Linked DNA regions of Homo sapiens: region 2 is linked to region 1. Evidence: chromatin loops called from intact Hi-C (ENCODE). Cell type or tissue: A673. All regions are shown on one strand.

Region 1 (8,000 bases):
GAGTTCATTCATGATTTGGCTCTCTGCTTATCTATTGTTGGTGTTAAGGAATGCTTGTGATTTTTGCACATTGATTTTGTATCCTGAGACTTTGCTGAAATTGCTTATCAGTTTCAGGAATTTTTGGGCTGAGATGATGTGGTTTTCTAAATATAGGATAATGTCATCTACAAACCGAGACAATTTGACTTCCTCTCTTCCTATTTAATATCCTTTATTTTTTTCTCTTGCTGATTGCCTTGGCCAGAATTTCCAATACTGTGTTGAATAGGAGAGGTGAGAGAGGGCATCCTTGTCTTGTACCAATTTTCAAAGGGAATGCTTACAACTTTTGCCCATTCAACATGATATTGACTGTGGGTTTGTCATAAATAGCTCTTATTATTTTCAAAATTTGACAATGTAGCTAAAGTGGTGCGTAGAGGGAGACTGATAGCTTTAAATGCTTATATTAGAAAAGAAAACAGAATTCACATGAATTATCTAACCTCCTTCTGAGAGAAAAATAGAAGAACAAATTAAACCAAAAGCAAATAGAAGAAAGGATAATGAAAATGAGAGCAGAAATCAATGAAATTTAGAACAGAAGAAAAAGAAAACTAATTTACCCAAAGGCTGATTGTTTAGAAATTTCAATAAAATTAATAAATTTCTAGTTAGAATGACCAAAAAAAAGAGAAAATGCAAATTACAAACAATAAGAACTAATAAAGAAACATCACTACAGACTGTACTGACATTTAAAGAACAAAGGGATGCTGTGAACAACTCTAAGCCCATAAATTAAACAACCTATATGAAATGGACATATTTTTAAAGACAAAACTACCGAAACTTACTCAAGGTAATATTCATATGATACTCAACGATCTATGCTATATAGAGGAAATTTCAGTAAAAGGAGAGTATTATATAACACAGGAGAGAGAAATCTCTTATTCAAAGCATATTTTAGTTTTTGCTATTATACTTTAGTAGCTAAATACATATTTCTTATAAATACAATTGTTGTTAAGTCAGAATGGTAATATTAAGAAGCTCACATTGACTTTTATTTAATAAAACTTGTATACCTTTTTAAAAAGTCATTTCTCTGTACTCCAGTAAAGTAAGGAAAACTGGGATATAATTATTATTATAAGCTACACATAATTTTTCCTCTTAAACATTCTGTTTTCATGTTGTTTGTAAAGTTGATTTTTTAAAAAGTAATTTAGTACTTTTTAAAATCTAGAAACTCATCGGACTTTTTTTTGTCATAGAAGTTTGAAAAATTCCACCAGGATTTCTCTAGATATGGACTTCTTTTGCATTCTGTTTGCCTGAAACATGAAAAAAAATTATTAAATTTCTCAGTGAAATTTTCATTAGATGAATTTTTAGACAATTCAGATAATTTTATTTTGTGATTTCAATATGGCTAGAACTTTGTGCAGTTTTATTTTCACCTATAAAAATTTTTATTAGCCATTGAATAGTGTTCTTGCGTGGTCTTTCAAGTTAATATTTTTCACTTACCCTCAGTCGAAAATGAGAAGGTAAAGTTGAGTTAGAAATTTTCTGTAGCATATATTCTCTACCCAATGATTGCATTGTATTTTAAATTCTTCATATTATACATCTGAATAATTTATAGAAAGCTCTCACAATGATTCTTCCTTCAGTGGGGACTGTTTGACATCCTGTGTATACAGTGTGAATAAAATGTTCATGTAATATACTCACACTGAATCAAAGGAAATAACACTTTGGCTGGCCTTGACTGAATCTTATTTTGCTTTCCTCTTTTAAGTTTTTGTTTTCAGTATTTCTTTCAGTTTTACATATCTTCAGGAGGTGTTAGAATCATTTACTATTTAAATGACAGACTATTAAATTGTTATCTTATAAATTAATTCTGGATTTTGGTATTTTGCATTGAAAGTTAAATGGTATTGAGACCCAAGACATATTCCAAACAGGTCATGAAGTCTAATTAACCTTTTATTACATTCAACTACTTTAAGTTACATGAACTTGGCTCTGTCCTCTAAATATAACAATACAGTTTTGGCATCTCATTAATAAACAGGACAGCATTTATTAACACTGCTATGTAACTAAAGTAAAACTTCATCAATTCAAATCTCAGGGAACCAGAAGTAATCAAGCTAGACCTAAACAGGAACAAATTATCTGACATCATATTTTAGCGGCAGGAGAGCTGAGAAGCTAAACAACTTGCTGTTTCTGTCAAACAATCTTGATTACTTGTCAGTGGAGAAGAAGTTGGTAGGGTATGGAATGAAAGGTTAATTTACTTGCACTCACATAACCTCTCCCTCTCTTCTTACAGAAAAATAATCAAGGTCATTAATTGAAGTTCTGCAAGTCAATTTCTATAAATTCATGACTCACAGGATCATATATTTTAAATTACAAATATAATAGTATTTGAGGTCATCCATGACAAAACATTCTATATAATACTGTTTATTATTATTTTTATCTGACCATATTTTCATTAAACGTTTCTAGACTAAAAACATATACACTTTTGTTAGTCTTGCACCAGAATTCTAATATGAAATATTTATTTGCTCTTCATGTATTCATTCATAAAATATCCTTCCTTTCCTTCTTATATTAACCGTGTCTATCTATATTTTGATGTTTTGACATCTGAGGCCCTGCTGACCCTAGAGGAAGTCAGCTCACTCCAGGATTAGCCAGTTACTAGAGAGAGTAAACAACTCACCTGCGAGCACAACTTTCATATGCAAATCAACCAATGCACAGCTTACACTCTGTACTCTAAGCCACTATCCATCTTCCCTTAGCATTCCAGGGCTAGGTCCTAGACAACTAGAGACAGCACCTATGACCCTGATCCTGCTGTAATTTCTCCCGAGGAAACCACAATAAAGGCTCTTGGCTCAAGATTTTCCCTCTCCCTTTGCCTCCTGACTGCACCTCCCCCACCGCATGCTGGCCTATGTGAGCCCCTGTGTCTCCATCTGTAAGTATAACACATTATCTTTTTGTTGTTTTTTAGAGATAGATTCTCACTCTGTCACCCAGGGTGGGGTGCAGTAGGGTGATTATAGCTCATGTCAACCTCAAACTCCTGAACTTAAATAATCCTCCTGCCTCAGCCTCCCAAGGAGCTTGAACTATAGGCATATGGCATCATACCCAGTTAATTCATTTATTTATTTGTAGAGAAAGGGATCTTGCTACGATTCCCTGGCTGGTTTTGAACTCCTGGCCTCAAGTAATCTTCCCACCTTGGCCTCCAAAGGATTATAGGTGTGAGCCACCATGCCTAGCCCACAAACTATCTTTTCAATGGCAATCATCTCCTGATCTGTTGGCCTTAACATAACTCAATAATAAAACCTATTAAAACTCTCTCTCTCTTTTTCCTTCCTTCCTTCCTTCCTTCCTTCCTTCCTTTCTTCCTTCCTTCCTTCCTTCCTTCCTTCCTTCCTTCCTTCCTTCCTTCTTTTCGTGTGTGGAAATATGTAGAAACCAGTGGCTATTTAAATGAGCCATTACTAATTAGCAAAATGTTGTACTGTCTTGGCTAGGCTATATAAAATAAATTTTAGCAAAATGAGTACTACGAATTTTGGATGGACATACGTCCTTTCATACTTAATAATCCTGAGTGTGAAGAAATACTTCTAAAATCTGCCTTGAGTTATCTAAACTTTAGATGAGTGGGTCAGTCTTCAAATATCAGTTATAGCTTTAGAAATAAGGGGAAATTATTCACCAGAGCACTTAAATAACAGCATATGTTCTTTTCTTTTTATTAACTATAAACAAATACCAAGTTTAAATGTAAACTTTGACTACTAAAACAAAATATGGGTACAGAGTTTTAAAATGGTGCCAACCTCACTTTACCCTTTACATTTTGGTTTTTGTAAGTACACTTACGCCATGGCAGAGAAGTTTAATCATGGATTTAGAAAATGTAATCATCAAAATTTGCTGAAATCAAAGAATAAAAGGGTGAATTAACATTAAAATTATTTTCTCAGCACCTTAAGAAAAGTCATCTCTAAATTAGATTTTTTTGTTACCAATTACAGAAAATATTTGTGAACTCCATTTTATTTGGATTGCATACCTTTTAAAATGTGTTCAGCTTTTTGGTTTTTCATTTCGTTTTGTTGACTTTATCTTTCCACTTAAGTTTTAGCCTAATTCCATTTTATTTTTGACTTTAAGCCTTCTATATTGTTCTCACTGATAACATCATTTATTTCTTAATTCCTCAATCTCCTACTTTCCTTGTTTGCTTGTGATCGATTTGCCCACTCTTTCCTTTTCTCTTGGGGAAGATACTCTCATACTCATTCATTCTCCCTTTTATTCACTTGTGAATTTTTTTCTGGGCACTTACCATCTGCCAGTAATAATAGGAGTCCCAAGGGACACAGAATGACAAGACAATTTCTGTTCTGGAAGAGATGAGAAAAAGAATGAAAAGCCACTAATCAATTAAGATGAAATGTGAAAATTGTTGTAATGAAAGTAAATAGTAAGTGCTATGTGCAAACAGTAGGCAAATTACCAAACTCAGAGGAATGAGATAAAGAAGATTTTCACAGAGGCGCGGATGTTAGTGAGGAGCACTGTAGGATAAATGAAAATTTTCAGGGAAAAAGGGGGAATAGAACATTTGTGACAAAGTTACCAGAATCGTCTAATTGAGTATTATAAAACACCAAGATAGAAGGTAAGCACAGAAAGGCTAGAATTCTGGTAATACTCAATTTATTCTCTTCTCATGTCTATTAGTCAACCTTATCTGACCTGTCCTGTTCCCCAGAAAGCTACCTCTTTGGCCTGCTTCTTCTTACCTCCTTACTATTTTGGCTTCTATTTGGGTTCAACCAAGGGTTGGCACTGGCAGGACACGAGGGTGGGAGGAGAGAATAAAGGTGCATTACTTCCTCACTCCCTTCCTAATTCCATGGAGATGTTCTGGTAGAAGCTCTGTCCCTCCATGACTGTAGCGTCCCCCTAGATGGCCCCTCCATCTAGGGCAAAGGAGCTATGGATTCCTTCCCCCTAGAATTGGCTCCTCCACGTTTCCAATTCTCACTGAGCTCCAGTAATGTCTTTCCTCCCTTGTCTCTTTGACCATTGAATTGGCAATGGCTTTCTACTGTTTCTACTTCTGGGGATCCTACCAATACTTTATTTGTTCAAATCCCAGCTGCAACTTTTCAATACCTCCAATCAACAATTTTCATTTTAGCCATCCGAGTTACATGTTGTACTTTGTAAGTATTCTTACTGCCATGACAGGAAGAAGTTTAATCGTGAATGACCTTTAAAATATCAACTATTTTAAAAATCTTGTTATAACCTGATTTAATATAATCTTGGGTTTCAGTATCTATTTGTATAAACAAAGAAATAAATGACAAACCAGAAAAAATAATGATGGAAAGCATGCAAACATTAAAGCCCCCAAAATCTTAAAAATCTCTGAATATCAAATAAGATTTCTGAGTCAAATTTGGTTATGAAACAAAAGGTAAAAGGGAGTCTTAATTTTTTTTCAGAACTAAATACAAAGTCTAGTAGAAACATTCACAAAGACACAAGATGATTGGGTCTCTAGGTAGATGGTATTATCAGCCCAGAAACAAAAATAGCAAGACATCATAAGCAGGGACTTTGTGGGAGAAGTTATTCTAGCTGTGCCCTTTTCTTTTCCTTTATTGACCTTGGGATAATAATCGTCTATCCTGTTGATGTAGAAGGTCAAGAAACAACAAAGCCATCCAGAATCAGCTGATAACAAAATAGTAAGATTAGGAGATGTCTAAAGAGTAGCTCAGATTAAAAATAATAATAATACATATATAAAAAGCAGGCTTTTGGTGCCCTGGATATGCAAATCCCATTTCATAAACTCCATTTCCTGGAGGAAAATATCTCCAGGTTAGGTTACAGAGTAGGAATAGTGGGTAAATGGAGCAGGATAAAGTGACCAGCCAGGATTGCAATACCATAAACTACACCTACTGTACTGCGCCTCCAATCTGCTCCCTAAAGTTACCTGCAAGAGTATGTGAGAATCCTGGGTTTTTGCCTGGCCCCAAATAAACAGCAGAGGCCAGGATAATTATAACTGATAATTGATAATGAATAAAAAATAAAAATATATGATAAGTGAAATTCCCAATGGTATATGAGCCTCTGTGTGTGTGATATATTTGTATAACGAACCATCAATGAAATTCAATCATTATGAAAGAAAAATAAGCTAAAGCATCTATACCAGAAAAAAAACAGAACTAATGAATGAGGTAGACTAATAATGTAACTTAAACATAATAATTACTGCGATGGTTAATATTAGGTGTCAACTTGATTGAATGGAAGGACGTCTAGATAGCTGGTAAAGTATTGGGTTTTTGCCTGGCCCCAAATAAATAGCAGAGGCCACGGTAATTATAACTGATGATAACTGATAATGAAAACAAAATAAAAATACCTGATAACTAAAATTCCCAATGGCATATGAGCCTCTGTGTGTGTGATATATTTGTATAATGAAACATCAAAGAAATTCAATCATTATGAAAGAAAAATAAGCTGAAGAGTCTACACCAGAAAAAAAAAAAAACAGAACTAGTGAATGAGGTAGACTCATAATGTAATTTAAACGTAATTACTGTGATGGTTAATATTAGGTGTCAGCTTGATTAGATGGAAGGATGTCTAGATAGCTGGTAAAGTATGAGGCTTGGGTGTGTCTGTGAGGGTGTTGCCAGAGGAGACTGACATTTGAGTCAGTGGACTGAGAGAGGAAGACCTACACTCAATCTGGGTGGGCTGCTAGAACAAAGCAGGTGGAAGAGTGTGGGCTAAGCTGGCTTGCTGAATCTTCTGGCTTTAATCATTCTCTGATGCTGGATGCTTCCTTCCATTCTTCATGCCCTTGGATATCAGACTCCAGGTTCTTTGGCCTTTGGACTCTTGGACTTACATCAGTGTTTTGACAGGGCTGTTGGGCCTTCAGCCACAGACTGAAGGCTACACTGTTGGCTTCCCTGCTTTCGAGGCTTTTGGGCTTGGACTGACCCACTATTGGCTTCTTTCTTCCCCAGCTTGCAGAAGGCCTATCATGGGACTTTGCCTTGAGATTGTGTGAGCCAATTCTGCCTAATAAACTCTCTTTCATATATACACATATCCTATTAGTTCTGTCCCTCTGGAGAACCCTGACTAATACATAGGCTGTAGGAGAAATAGATAGAAACCAGGAGTCCAGATGGAAACAAGCCAGATGAGAGGTGACAATCACCAATAACTTTTACAGAGATGAGAGAAGTTATTGAAAATATAAACCAAAAAAAAAAGAAGTTATATGTTTTAAAGAAAAGAATCAACTGGAACTGCTGAATATGAAAAATATATGTAATTGTTGAAATAACAAAGTCAGTTGAGGTACAGAATAGAAGAATGTTTCCAATTAGAAAATGCACTATTTAGTAACAAATCGTAGGAAAAAAAAATTATTCCAAACACATGGGAAAGAGATAGAAGAAATGAATGAGAAAGAAAAAGATAAATAGAGATGAAATAGCTATTGTTATACCGATTTAAATGACCTCCCAGAAGAAGTGGAAGAAGGGAATAAGATTTCAAAACTTCCTTATAAAAACATCTTAAAATGTAAAATAATGGCAGAGAATTTTTCAGAATTAAAGAAAGTTGTAAGATCTCGATTAAAAAGAGTTTATAAGTGCCAATAGGACAAGTTAAAACACATACACAAACACACAGGTAAACATAGTTCAGTAAAATTTTAAAAATATCAAATACAAGTAGAAAACTCTATATCCAGGAAGGATAAACATTTTACATACAAAAAGCACATCGTAGATGGAAAAAGGCATGAAATAATATTTGCAAACATCTGGCAATTTAAAAAAAAAAGAACTTTAAGCCCACAATTACATTCCCAATTACACTATTAGTTAAAGGAA
Region 2 (8,000 bases), 56 kb before region 1:
ATTCAGTATGAGGCAGTAACAGAGGCTTTGATGTAGAGCCCTTAACGCAAGACAATGCAAATGACATTTACTAGCAATTTTTTCCCCCATTAATGAACAAACAGTACTTCAGGGAGTGTAAAGGCAAGAGGCATATAATTTCTGAACTATTTAAATTGCTAATTAGATCTGTACAGGAGGTGTATTCCTAATGCAGACAATTACAACGGCTCCTAAGTGTTTGCCTTACAGTTGCTAATTACTACAGAAGCCAATTAATTGCTGTTGACTTTTTGTATTCTTTTGCATATCGCCAGTTAATATTTACATTTATAATGAAGACAAAATTGGCAAACACTGTGTCATTTTGTAATGAACAATTCCAGTGTCTAAACAATGAACACATTATCCTCATTTGTGCCTGAAGAGTGCAGCTGATTAGCATATGTTCTGTGCATGCTAGAACATTGCTCTTTCTTCTCAAGAGTAAAAACATCACTTAGGTGCAGGACGTGCAGGTGCAATGTCTCCAGGGCTCTTGGAATTGGTTTCCACCATATGCCATATAGCAGGGAACAAAACAGCAGGTATAAAAAAGATGGGATTGAAATGATCTGAGCTTCTCCATGTAGCAGAAGAATTAAGAGAATGCTGTGGACGATTGCAAATTTTTTGACAACTCAGTATCTCTGCTGTTTATCTATGCTGGAGTAACTTCGCATATTATGAAGATATCCCTCTATAGATGCTGAGAAGGCCAAATACCACATTTTCTAGCCTCCTTCATGACTGAAATTGGGCATTTGTTAAGTTGTATCAATTAAATGCACATTTCCAAATTTGTAACCAGGATCCAACAGGGAAAAGAAACAAGGAACACAATGGATTGTTCTAGTCATGGTGGTGGTTAATAAGGATGATGATAGTGGTACTAAGCATAACATCCAGTGTTTAATGCTCAAGGTGTCAACAAAAAAACCAATAGCAAATAGCATTTGGTTGTGCACATGGAGTATGTTCAGGTATATTTCTTTTCCTGGCTTTGTATCCCTGTGGCGAGTCCTCCAACCCTCCTGGTGATTCTGAGAGCAATTCAGTCATTTTTAACTGTTTTTTCCTGTCAAAATCAGCCAGTTTTTTTTTTATTGGCTACTAACAACAGTTGTAGGTGTTTTGCAAGTTTGACAAGGGGAAGAGGATGTATCCATGGCCCAGAGTGCCATATTTTATGTATTATTTGATTTATTTTATCAAATAATTTATTCAGATGCCTTCTATTGAGATCTAAAGGAAATGCAAATGAATCAACTTCTAGTTTCACATTACCACAACAAGCAAACAAACAAAACATAGAAACACATATGTAGTTAGACGCCAACTTTCGTCTTTGTTTTTACCTGCCAAAGGGAGTAAGTTGGAAATAATTCTTTTCTTAACCAGCATATTTGTCAGAGTGTGTATTGCAAACAGCGGGGGCCTGAAGTGATTTTGTCAACCAGTTTTCCAACAGTGAAAACATAACTTTCATTTGCAACAACCTCTGGGCACTGCAAACAGAAGAGAGGTGGAAAATGACTTGAACGGGCAAAACTTCTCACTGCCTCATCTAGGGTAGACATGCTATTCTATTATCCCACACTTCATTATTTCTCCTATAACACTGCAGTCAGGTATTAGAGAAAAGACAGAGTTAGAAAACAAGGATAAATAAATACAAAGTGAACAATTTAACTTCCACAAGTTAAAAGCCCCAAATAGACAAGAATATTAAAAAGAAGAAGGGTCTATATGTATATTAGAGACACTCAAATAAGTGATGTGATAAATGTTTAATAGCTTGACCTCCAAAAGAATATAAAAAGTAAAAAACCGTGATTGGTGCCATTGTCCTTTCCTTAATGTAAATACCACCATGGCCACCTTCAACATACTAATGGGACTTCACTGAATACAGAGCTGGGAGGAGATGTTATGCAGCATATTACATAATATTTCCTCCATTCAGATGTAAACATAAATTATGTGTGCAGATAGAGATGACCCCAAAAGCACAGACAATAGTAAAATGTAGTGAATTAGTAAGCAATACATTTTGAGAATTTATTGTTTTAATATAACTTATTTGCTTGTAAGTTTATATAATTTAAATTTTAAAAGAACTGTTTCTCAAAATTTATGAAAACTTTAGCAATTGCTTTTTCAAGGGAGCTGCTGTGAACTGGCATTAGCACACCACTGTAAAAAGCCTTGTGTAATTAGCTGAGGCTAGGTGCTACTCCTTGCTCATTAGAATTAAGTTTTATCAATTAATAGCAAAGGTTTCAAAATTTACTTTGCTGGTAATCCTCAAATGAAATCAACTTGAATGAATTTTGGCTAACTTGACAGTCATTGTTCTCTGGCCTTTGAAAAATGCTTTTAGGGGGACAATCATAATACTGCTACTACTACTAATAATATATGACCCAATCATTATTACTTAACTATGGCTTTAGAATCAACTGTAATGAAGTCATCAAAGGTGGATATTACGTTATTTCCCAGGGCATTTTCATTCTGATGCAAAAAAACATAGAAGTAGCCCTTAGCTTATCATCATTCTCATTGAGATTTGAAACATCATGCGCTCAAAATCATTAGATTCCTAATGAAAATAAGACACTATGACTACGTCCTCCATGCCTATATCATTGGCTGAATGATCTGACACTGATTAAAATGTCCATAAGCCATCAAAATAATGCAGTATTCAGCCTGAGAATAATGCAAGGGGAGCAGAGGGAGACAGAGGTCAATCTGTAGCCTTTGATATTCAGCTCTATCTAAACACTTATCACATCTCTGTGTGTATCCACATGGGTGCATAAGCATGTGTATATAAGTGTATGTATGTGTTTTCTATTTGTATTTTTCAAGCAAAGAAATGGAGGTTTTTAATATTAGTTGAGGCTACTTGTTTACTTTCAAAGTTGTTTGTATATTTTTCAAGATATTTTTGTCTAAAGACGATTTGTTTGTTAAAGCTTTGTTTACACAGACAACTTGGCTTAACTTGATTGTATAGGTCTTGATAAATATTTTAATTTTCTAATATGAACAATAATTAAAAGCAAGAGAGTCCAGGCATTAACATCTTGTGAAGGACAAGAAAAATCATGAAACATTTTAAGAATCTTTATCTGTGGTACATGGAGTGAACATATGCCAGATGAGAAAGCCTACTGTGTATTAGTAGAGTGAAAGCAAGAATGTTTGGCCTCTGAGTTAGCAAGAATGTTTGGCCTCTGAGTTAAGCAAAAACAGTCTCAGAAACACTTACAGATTATTTTGATTCTCCAAGTTGCCAGTTTTGCTTATCGTACTTGAATTTCTCCCTTTCTCCACTTCTTTACATGTCTAATTTCATGCATTAATTGCTTTGAAAGTTCTCAGAAAGTTATAACGTTAACCTCATGTTATTCTTGTCGTTTCCAGATTGCAAAGCCAGAGCTTCCTAAAAACAATTTCTCCTCTGATGAGGCCACACATGTGTCTCGCCTCTGACGTTTCACTGATGCAAGGACACCGTGATAAATCAACTTCCCATGTAATTACAGAACCTAAATGTATAACATCCATCAAATAACTGTTTCTGTTTTCTCTCCGTTCTTTTGGCCCTTCCTTCTCAGGAATTAGAACAGACAGGCTGGATTTATACCTGCTTCATAGTGCTTCCAGGTTTTCTTTAGGTCCTCGGCTTCATCCTGCACCTGGGTTGGGTTTTCCCATGTGCCTCCCTCTCTCTTTCTTCCTCCAGTCTCACCCCACCAACTTTATTTGAGAAGGCACTCTCAAATAATAGCCCTTAGAAGGAAAACTTTAATTGTAATCAAACCTTTACTTGAATGTTTCATTAGAATGAAATTTAAAGGAAAGGGCTATTTTGAAAAAAAAAATGGAATCCTTAAAAAGAAATAAATTATGAACTTAATTGACTCAAACTAATTCACTGCCTTATGCAAACTGGGCAAGCTTCCTGTCACTCTACAAGTCTTCCTCTGTGGACTCCTTGCCCCTCAGCTCTGATTCTCTGAGCACAGAAAGAATGACATAATTTAGGTTGAACTAAAGGTCATTTGGAGAGCTTCCAGCTGTCCAGTTAACTAAACTGCAAGAATAAAGGATCTGGGGCTCCCTCTTAAATTTAATTTTCTGTATTGTCACTAACTTGTAGTTATGAATGTGTGAATTTCTTGCTGAGTTTCCTTGGCCTCATCTCCAGTAGAGTGAACCCCTCATACTTCTCATTTGTGCTTTGTTCTCACCCAGCATGCTCTTTGTTTGGAGGTGGTGATGGATGCATGTGGCATAAAAAAACCCTACGAAATCACTCAAACAGAAGGAACAGGAGAGGATTAGAGGAAACCAGCTGGCTAGAATGAAATTGGCAGAGTTCAGCCAATGAAAGTCAACTTGCCAAGATTTAGTCTTCTGTTAGGTCATCTGTTTCCTCCTAACTAAACAACTCTTGGATATTTATAGACATAAATGAATTTTTATTCTCCACAATCGCCAATAACTTGTCATTTCTGGTATTTGAATGTCAGTCATGGGGAAGAACAAGGACTTGTATATAGAACACTCAAATGTAGTCGCCTACAAGTGGAAAACAAGGAACAGATATATTATTTTTCTATACTGAATGCCAAACCAAAACAGAATTCGTGGAGACTTTATATAGTTGGCAGACATTATACATATTGCTGGACAGCTGCATGTTATTTATAAAACTTTCCAAAGTTTAAGTATTTTTGAATATGTACATTTCCAGCCCTCTGACTTCAGGCTTCCAAATTACCTGAATAGTCTATAATCACTTTTGGTGACAAGGTATTTTTTCACCTGACTTCAACCCAGGCCTGACTCTCAGAACATGAAGCTCAAAGTTTAATTTATACCTCTCCTGCTGAGGCAATTAGCTTCCTTTATTTGTTTGCTTATTTCCTATTTAGCACATATCTCTAAAGCTTATTTTTGTATTATTTTCATAGCAAGTTGCCTTATGATTGCATTGATTTCTGATTTTTCTTGGAAGTTCAAAATGTCAGGGTGACTTTCAGTTTATTATCACCTAGAACTAATTTTTGTTATATGTGAGGGAGTGGGAAAAGGATATGAGAAATATGTGCGTGTGTGTGTGTGTGTGTGTGTGTGTGCGTTTGTGTCTGTGATGTAACGACATGTTTATAAACATGAAGAGACACATAAAAAAGTACATGTGTACCTTTTGACTTTTGTACATGTAACTGTCATGATTTTGTCTACTTTTCAGTGACACAAAATGTCCATGATCTACAGTAACTGGTATTTTGCTAAACCATGAATTTAAGTGGCATGGGTCACAAGTGTAATGAACAACCTCACTATCAATAGGACTGTTACGGTTTTTTAGTTTATGGGGTGTACAGCTACTTTTGTCAAAAAAATTTAATTTTTAAAAAATATATGAAATTCAACACTGTAAAATGTTACTGAAAATGTTCCTAACTTATGGGGTGACAATATGCATAGGAAACATGACTTTGGGGGAAAATGTGCTTCAGACATAGCTAATAGCTCATAAAAATATTTCCTGACAAAGCATTAAGCATATTGAAACTACATGAAAGTCTTGATTATTTTCTCCTTCACATTCTAGAGCAGAGGTTACAAACTCTAAAGTCTCTAGGGCCTAGGGAGGTCGTGATGTCAATGAGCAAACGGAACTAGGTGCAAAAAACATTCTGAGAGGTGACGAGCTGGGAAAAACGTGTGAGCGCAAGCTGTGTCTAAAGAACAATGGATATTTAAATCCAAACATCATGGCTGATTTCCAATTTTTTTAGGAAAAGCCATAAATCCAGATTTATAAGCAAGATTTTCCAATTTGTAAATATCAGCTCAAATGACCAAAAAAAAAAGATTGTGTGTAAGTCATAAAAAGAAAAATCATAGTACCTAGCTAGTTTATAACTTCTGACCTAGTACCTGCACAAACACATGTGTATACACTTAGAGAAAAATGATGAAGGTATTTATAAATTTTCAAGTAGCTGGAAGGATCTTATTCAGAAGAGGTAACTAGTTGATGTTTTCATCTCTCACTCATAAAAATATGTGCCATTAAAAGCAGCCCATCAGACAGACTACTCATTGTCAAATCAGCATCACCACCATCTCCCTCGAAGATTTCTTCTCTATTTTGGAGGAGAGGCAGGAGCAATAATTTCCAAACACCCTCCATGAAACATAGTGTTTGCCGATGAGAGGCACTTGCATGAGGCTTAGAGCAGAAGGGAAAGAGAGGTCATTATTCTCCGGAAGGTCTATCCAGACATGTGGGATTTGATTCATGGGGACTTTTTGGTAAGCTCTTGACAACCACCCTTTTGCTGCCACAGACTGAAATCGTTGGTGGGAATTTCCCAGCAATTTTTGAGAATTGCAACAGCTTCCTGGGACATCCATGAGAACCACATGATTCAGAGCTTCAGGCTGAGTAAATCAGTAGTGGCTTCACACACTTTTGCTTTCTAAGCTTTTCCTAAACCTCTTGTCTCTTATACTAAAACCCTTTGTAACTGGAATACATAGACCTGATTCCATTTTCTTAACCAAACCATGAGTGATCAATGCAGCCTTTGAAACATGAGGAATATGTAAGTGATTTTCTTAGATTAGTTAGAATTACAGCGTTGTAGAGCTAAAAATAATGTAGTTGTTGAAATTGACTTCATTATTAAATGAGATCAGGAATCATGTTCTTTTATAAGTATTTAATTCATTTATTTGCCCAGATACAGTTCATTTATTCGCCCAGATACAGTTCATTTACTCAGTAACATATTTTTATTTGCGTGAACATGCGGTAGTTGAGGCAGGTGGGTGCAGGATCATGGGACTGTTGGTGAAAAATAAAGATTATTCCAGGTTACAGTGGACCTCTTTATAAGTAGAACTAGCTCCATATAGACTGCTTCCCTTTATCTGTCACTCTCTTTTTTTTATTTTTACATATGCATATACTCCCACACATAGTCTCATACTATTTAATCTTCTTAATTGTAACATATTCTTGCTGTAACTCACATTAGTATTATTTTAAGCAGCCATTTATTTATTCAATAAATATTTAATGAACACCTACTAGGTATCACATATCCTTTCTAGGCATTTAGGATATTGGAATAAAACAAAGTCCATACCTTCATGGAGTTTACATTCTAGCACGGAAAAACAGATAATAAGCGCCTTAATATTAATAAATATGTAATAAGCATAAGGAGTTCAAAAGGGATGAGATAGAAGATCAACCTGCGGGAGGCCAGATATTTGAGAAGGGCTTAAATAATGTGATCTACTAGCATAACAAGCCGGGAAGAATGAGGAAAGAAATGGGGTTACTTGTTAGGTGATGAAGTCCAAGTGGGAGCAGAACCCAGGGTCCTGCAGGCCCTAGCAAGGATGTCAGACTTCATTCTTAGAGAGGAAAAGACAAAGAAGGGGTTTGTGCAGAGGAGTAACCTGATCTGATTTTCAGTTTTAACATGATCATGCTAAGCAGCTTTGTGGAGGTTTGAGTGAGAGGTCACGAGGAGAAATGTATGCAGTGTAAACTGAATTTTCTGCCTTTGTTGTGCCAGAGTATTAATACCCTTCAGCCCTCAGTGTCTTCATCTGTGAAATAGAAATGGTATGGGAATTAGATGAGTTAACATGTAGACGATGTAGAGCCTCACTGGCACATGTGAGCCAGCAGGGGTAGTGGCTGTGGCAGTAACAGCAGCAGCAGCAGCAGCAGTACGGCCACCTCAATCCTCTGCTGGATTGTAAGGCCCAAGACCAATTTAGTATTTATCCTACCAGATTTTTCCCTATATACACAAACTACCCTACACAAATTATTTTACTGACTTTTTTTTTATACGTGCTTTTTTTCCTCAGAATCTTTTACTTTCTTATCCAGTAATATTCACGGACATTCTATTACATCAGTGCAAATG

What was found. A loop is a pair of places that touch in the nucleus more often than their neighbours do. Peaks named below come from ENCODE experiments on the same cell type or tissue, not always from the same donor. Only the 100,000 strongest peaks of a DNase experiment are listed, where the experiment ranks them.
Region 2: it touches region 1 in a loop (2.4-fold over the local background); 2 of 110 quality-filtered maps call a loop at or near these places.

What each region holds. Positions count from the first base shown.
Region 1 is chr9:80,444,498-80,452,497 of GRCh38, reverse strand. It overlaps LOC105376103 (a long non-coding RNA gene), which reads right to left. Exons shown (of 3, transcript XR_929989.3): 2 at 4,394-4,451; 3 at 1,026-1,322. Among named protein-coding and RNA genes, the nearest start is that of LINC01507, 620 kb to the right of the region's middle. In A673, no CTCF peak of the experiment used is centred here; DNase peaks (open chromatin) are centred at 3,297 and 4,417; H3K27ac peaks cover 3,145 bases.
Region 2 is chr9:80,500,259-80,508,258 of GRCh38, reverse strand. No RefSeq gene overlaps it. Among named protein-coding and RNA genes, the nearest start is that of LINC01507, 680 kb to the right of the region's middle. In A673, no CTCF peak of the experiment used is centred here; no DNase peak of the experiment used is centred here.